Regions from separate parts of the Homo sapiens genome. Here region 1 is linked to region 2. The links are chromatin loops, found by intact Hi-C in ENCODE. Cell type or tissue: mucosa of descending colon. All regions are shown on one strand. Each heading gives the region's core, and the rest is flanking DNA. Links, peaks and the distances in the headings are about the cores only.

Evidence for each region. A loop is a pair of places that touch in the nucleus more often than their neighbours do. Peaks named below come from ENCODE experiments on the same cell type or tissue, not always from the same donor. Only the 100,000 strongest peaks of a DNase experiment are listed, where the experiment ranks them.
Region 1: a loop joins it to region 2, with 2.0 times the contacts of the local background. A loop is called at or near these places in 2 of 110 quality-filtered maps.

The regions. Positions count from the first base shown.
Region 1 is chr10:3,968,977-3,971,901 of GRCh38, forward strand. No RefSeq gene overlaps it. Among named protein-coding and RNA genes, the nearest start is that of MIR6078, 21 kb to the right of the region's middle. In mucosa of descending colon, for the core only: no CTCF peak of the experiment used is centred there; a DNase peak (open chromatin) is centred at 1,555.
Region 2 is chr10:4,060,098-4,063,022 of GRCh38, forward strand. The region is part of intron 4 of LOC107984195 (a long non-coding RNA gene); the gene reads left to right. Among named protein-coding and RNA genes, the nearest start is that of MIR6078, 70 kb to the left of the region's middle. In mucosa of descending colon, for the core only: no CTCF peak of the experiment used is centred there; DNase peaks (open chromatin) are centred at 1,424 and 1,724.

The DNA of each region.
Region 1 (2,925 bases), core at 186-2,685, 91 kb before region 2:
TTGTTTTGCCCCTTCTCCAGTGCCCAGCATACCACCTAACACACGGCAGGTGTTCCTTAAGTATTTTGGATAAGAGAATGACTGTATAAAGTCAAGTTTAAACTACATCCAGTGTGTGTGTGGTGGGGTGGGGGGGAACACGTGTGTACAAAGAAGGTTGATATGGCTTCGGACTAAGAAAACATTTGCTTTCTGGTCAACTTCCTTCCTTTACATTTTGATGTAACACATTTCTGTCCTACAAAGAAAAAATGGCGCTTGAACATGGAACAAAAGTATCTTTTGTAGCATAGGATTCATTCTTAGAATAATTTTACTGCTTCACTGATCCCTGTTTCTGTCTCTGCACTCTTGTTTCTCAACAACAGCAAATACAACAACAGATACTAATGACCATTCTTCACAAACTAATTTATATCTCAATTTTTAATATATATGTTACATGTGGTGAATCGTGGCCATGCATATTAACATGGAAAGCTCTGACTCCTTACATGCACACATGTTAAGCACTGACTGTCCATATGCATATGTGCGAAGTGCTGAATAATTGGTGCATTCCTACTTGAGCTCTCTGCAGAGGCTGATTGGAAATATCATTCTCCTGGGATGTGTCTCCCTCGTCTACCTTGTCATTGGGGTAACGACGCCATGCCTAGGATGGAGCACCTTTCCTCCACCTCTCTCCTGGAGACTGCAGCGGTGTATGTTTTGCACATATTACAATGAATAAATTAAGTGTAAAAATAACACTTCAAGAATGTTTACCACTGCTTTAAGTTAATGGATTTCAACAAAGTTATCACGGCATTTATCATTTCTTTTATCTTGGTGATGGAAGTCTATCAGAAGCTATCTTTACAAATAAAACACAGGAGAGATTTGTGATGATATTTTGAATAATGTATTAAAAAACACGTTCACTCAGAAACTGAATGCATGCAATCACACAATAGGAGTTTTACCCTACATTCTGGATATAAATACTTAAGCTTTCACTTCAGTTGTTTGGACAACACAATAGAAGCATAAACTAGCGGGGAAGAACAGCTAGTCGACTGAGCAGCTAAGACCTACATGTTATATTTGTTTACTTTAAATGAGTCTTTCAGTCTTTATGAAAGTGAAACCACCTTTGCAAAATAACTGAGGAAATTATGACAGTCCAAGGAATCAGACCTAACCGACCCTATCTTGCTTCTAACCCTTAAGCTGTCCTTGTTCATTCCTCGGCGTAGGCCGAACTAACTTTGGGAAGGAATTCAGTTCATGGTTTGACTCTGAAACATAATTGATAACAGCCCTTTCCAGAAAAGAACCCCTTCTTGCCTGGGGACCAGTCTGCCTCTGCAGGACTAACAAATTAGCTACAAGGTTAGAAATTACAATATAGGGGTCATGCAGCCTCTGGCTCCAAGACTCTGAACCTCCTCGAATTGCTCCTGGGGATAACATCACTATTGTAAAACCTATAATCAGTGCTTGAGATATGTTGCAGATCCTGCACCTCCATGGATCAGCTGACACCACCCAGAACAGTCATCTGGCCCAACCAGTTCTGCCACCCCACCCAGGAACAGAAGACAGCAAGAAAACCTCACTATGACCCTCTATGATTCCATCTCCAACCTGAGCAATCAGCACTCCCCACTTCCCAAGCCCCTACTCACCAAATTATCTTTAAAAATTCTGATCCCCGAATGCTCAGGGAGACTGATTTGAGTAATAGTAAAACTCCGGCCTCCCACAAGGCGGGCTCTGCGTGAATCACTCTTTTGCCATTGCCATTCCCCTGTGTGGATAAATCGACTCTGTCTAGGCAATGGGCAGGGTGAACCCATTGGGCAGTTACAAAAGCAACCGAGGATTCCCAGCAAAAGATAATGTGGAGAGTATTCCCTCCCACCCAGGGTACCCTGTTCTCTTCATCCTGTGTGCCCTTGTTCCATCACTGAAATCCAGACCTTTGGTCTTAAAAATAAAAGCCAGAAATTAGCTACCAAATGTTGGCAGTTTTATAAGCTACAAGAAAGCAATAGGCTGCTCTTAAGTTTGCATTTTGTGTCAGATATTGGCTAGGGTTAAAGGTTCAAGTAAATTTTATGCCTTCCACTATTTTGTTAGGGTGAGGAGACAATATTTCTAGCACTTTTCCAATGATCAACTAAATATGACATATTTATGCATGAAATTTCTTGCCTCTGGATTTAATGAATATGACTTTTAATCCTAAGGATGGTTTTATCATCATCTAGCCAAGATTTCACGTTTTCGCTGCTTCTGTCCGAGTGGTCAAGGAAAAGATAAATGGTAAATTGAAGGTTTAAAATAATGATTTTGTCAGTAAATCAGTAAATACTCCATATTTGATGGTGGCTATGACTTTGAAAAATTTTAAAGTTTGTGTTGAAAAAATGTGGCTCTTCTTCGTCTTGCACTTTTTTCTTCTGGGTAACAGTAAGATAACATTTTTTTTTTTGAAACAGAGTATAGCTCTGTCTCCAGGCTGGAGTGCAGTGGCATTGATCTGTACTCACTGCAACCTCTGACTCCTTGGACAAGTGATTCTCCTGCCTCAGCCTCCTGAATAGCTGGGATTACAAGCACGCACCACCACCCCCAGCTAATTTTTGTATTTTTAGTAGAGACATGGTTTCACCATGTTGGCCAGGATGGTCTCGATCTCCTGACCTCGTGATCTGCCTGCCTCGGCCTCCCAAAGTTCTGGGATTACAGGCGTGAGCCACCGCGCCCGGCCAACATTATTAGTTTTTAATCACAGCAATTTTTGTTAGTAACAAATTTAAACATACATAGTCCTTTTGCTCTCTAGCATCTACAATACTCTTGGTTCAGGATTTAAGAGGTGTTACACCCAGATGTGACTGTCCTACGTGTGTGCTCAAGGCTACATTAAGAATTTTT
Region 2 (2,925 bases), core at 179-2,678:
CAACCCTAAATTTCACCTGAAGGGACCAGAGTAACGACGGTTTGGGAGTGGCGAGACAGGAACAGGGGAAAGGGACTCTTTTGATTTCCATTTTTTTCCCATCTTAAATGCTGACATATGCTCCAGAAAGTTTGTGTTGGTCTCCAAACACCAGCCAGAAGGGTTGCTTTAGCGTCGATGGCCTTGAGTTTCTGTTTGTTTCATTTTGTGTGTCCAGCATATCTTCTTTCGTGCATCAACAATTGTGTATAGCTTGCCTTAGGCTGAGCAGCAGGAGTGACAGACTTTTTTGGGGGGTGGGGGGCGTGCATCGGGGAAGAAGGGGAACCAAGAAGATGGGAAGGAGCCTGCAGAGGGTGTTTGGCTGGCATCACTTAGGCTAACCTTACCCAGGGCCAAAGATGTGGCACAGGCTGGCACAGAGTTGGAAGCTGATGCATGTTCATTATTTACCCTCAGCTAATGTCCAGTGCAGCTGCTGACATCTAGCACAGCTCGGCAAATCAAGCTGGCCAGAGATGGAAAATATTCTTACCCAAAACTTGATGGAATGCTAAGGGTGTCCCGGCATATTATCTGGAAAAATGTCATGGAAGGACTAGAAATTAAGCTGGATAAGGAAGACCTGATCCCTCCAGCTTAGAAACCTTACCTATTCAAAATAAGAGCTGCTGTTTCCTGTTGGATTCATAGACTATAATAATAATTTGTAATAATTTAGTTATAGTAATAGTTTCTTGTTACTATAATAATTATTTGTGAGAATTTGCTGGTAAACAGTAATTTTGTATTAGATAGTAATAATTAATTTATATTATGGTAAATCTAGAAATTACTAAATTTTATAAATAATTAATAAAAACTGAACCCCAAATTAGAACAGTGATGACAAAAGTAATAACGATAATCACAACAGTGTATATATAATATATATATATTTCCACATATAACTATATGGAGTTATCTTTATTATTCAGTTGCTCATGTATTTATCTGACTGTTTATTAATTACCTGGCTTCTAGGTGTTAAGCACTTTGTTATATGTTAAGTATACAACAATAAAGAAACAGATAGGGTCTCCATCCTCAGTAATTTGGTAGACTAGTGAGAGACAGGCATTAAACAATTAAAAATTCAAGGGTATATATTATGGCAAAAATGTGTTAAGGAAAAGAACTGGGACATGAGATAATTTATCCAAATTCCTACTTGGGTTCCAGTGATCTGAGGATACCCTTTAAGACCTTTAAGAAAATGACATTTAAACAGAATCCTGATTGATGGGCAAGAATCATTTTGGTTAAGAAATGGAAGGAGTTCATTTTATGCAGGAAGGGGAATGTGCAATGAGGTAAAAATACTTCCTGAAGAAGGAGCACTCACACATGCAGGCATGTGCAGGCACACCCACAACACGCCCTCACACATGACAGTCCAGCACGCAGTGTGCATAGACAGTCACGCTGGTGTCTGGCCCCCTCCCAGAATCTATGAAGATAGGACAAACTAACTGGGTGCCAAGGACCACAATTTTCAAAAACAAGAGCAGGGAAGTGCTGAGCGTCTGGGCAAATAAGTCTAGACTCTGATCTTGAAGATATGAATTCATTTCAGAACATTTGCTTGGACTATCTCCTTGTGCTTGCATAATCTTGCCTACACCACGATGTGCTAAGTTTAGACGTTCCTCCAGTCTTCCAGCAGGCAGTATGGCAGAGAGGGAGGGAACGGGCTCAGCCCAGGGCTCCCCAGTTCTGCTACCACCAGGGAGAGGGAGGGGTATTGTTCTTACTGCAGAAAGTGCCAAGACTTGAACCAAATGTTTATATTGTGTTTTTGAATTTCTGCTTGGGGAAGAGACAGCCTACCAATGACTTCAAGAAAATATGTTGGCTCTTTTTCTGCAAATAGCCTTTCTGGTTTTTATGGCAAATAGAAGAAATGTCTCTCTTTAGTCATTGAGCCACTTTGTTGTGATTTTTTTTCTAAAGTATGTTGAAAGTCATGTGGATATTCTTCTAGGTGTTGTGAGCTGTGCTATTTTCCAGCAATGTGGAGCTCCTCTCATTCCAAGAACAGGGCGATAATCTGTTATTGGAAGATGAATAATGTAGTTTCTTGACCAGGAGAAGGGGAGCAAGATGTTACTGAAGCAGTTTACAGTTGAGCCAAACTGCATGTTCCCTGAGTCACTTCATTCACGTTGTTTTATTTTGATTGATGGTGTATGAATTTTTTTTAACAGCTTTGACCTTTGTCCAAATGCTTCTAACTGATCCTCATCTTGAATCTACAGTGAGGCCATCAGCTGTGTCTCCCCTCCCTGTCCCTTCTCCTTCCTGTCATTCCACAAGCCCTTCCTGCTGAATCTAGCCCTAAATCCGGTTTTGTATTTTTATCCATGGCAGACCTTAGATTATTTCTGGTTGGGATTATTGGGATTATTTCTAAATATGCTGGAATTTCTGCTTTTGTTGTGTCCATCCCAGCGTTGATTTAGATTTTCCTCATTTTAGCATCAGAACGGACACGATTGCTAAGAATTCCTTCAGATCTGCCCATGGCGTGGAGCCACTTCTTCACCGTTCCAGAGCCTAAACCCTGCGAATCATGGGTGGCTGGCTGGCAGATGCTTCTCTTGAGAGTTGATAGTGTCCTTGGGCCAACACTCAACCAAGGAGCCCTGCGGTGAGATCACCTGTCACTCTAAGGAGAGAAACTGATTCCTACAGAACAGAGCTGGGCTGCAGTGGCCTCAGGGCAATAATGTCACAGGCCTTTGAACGCATTCAACAAAACTCCCAGTCTCTGGTTAACAAGCGAATGCGCCTGAAAGAATGGGACAGATAATGACAGGTGAATGCCCCCTGACCTGTGTGGCCAATGGCCCAGCAGGACTGGCATTACTCCAAAATTGTCAGAAA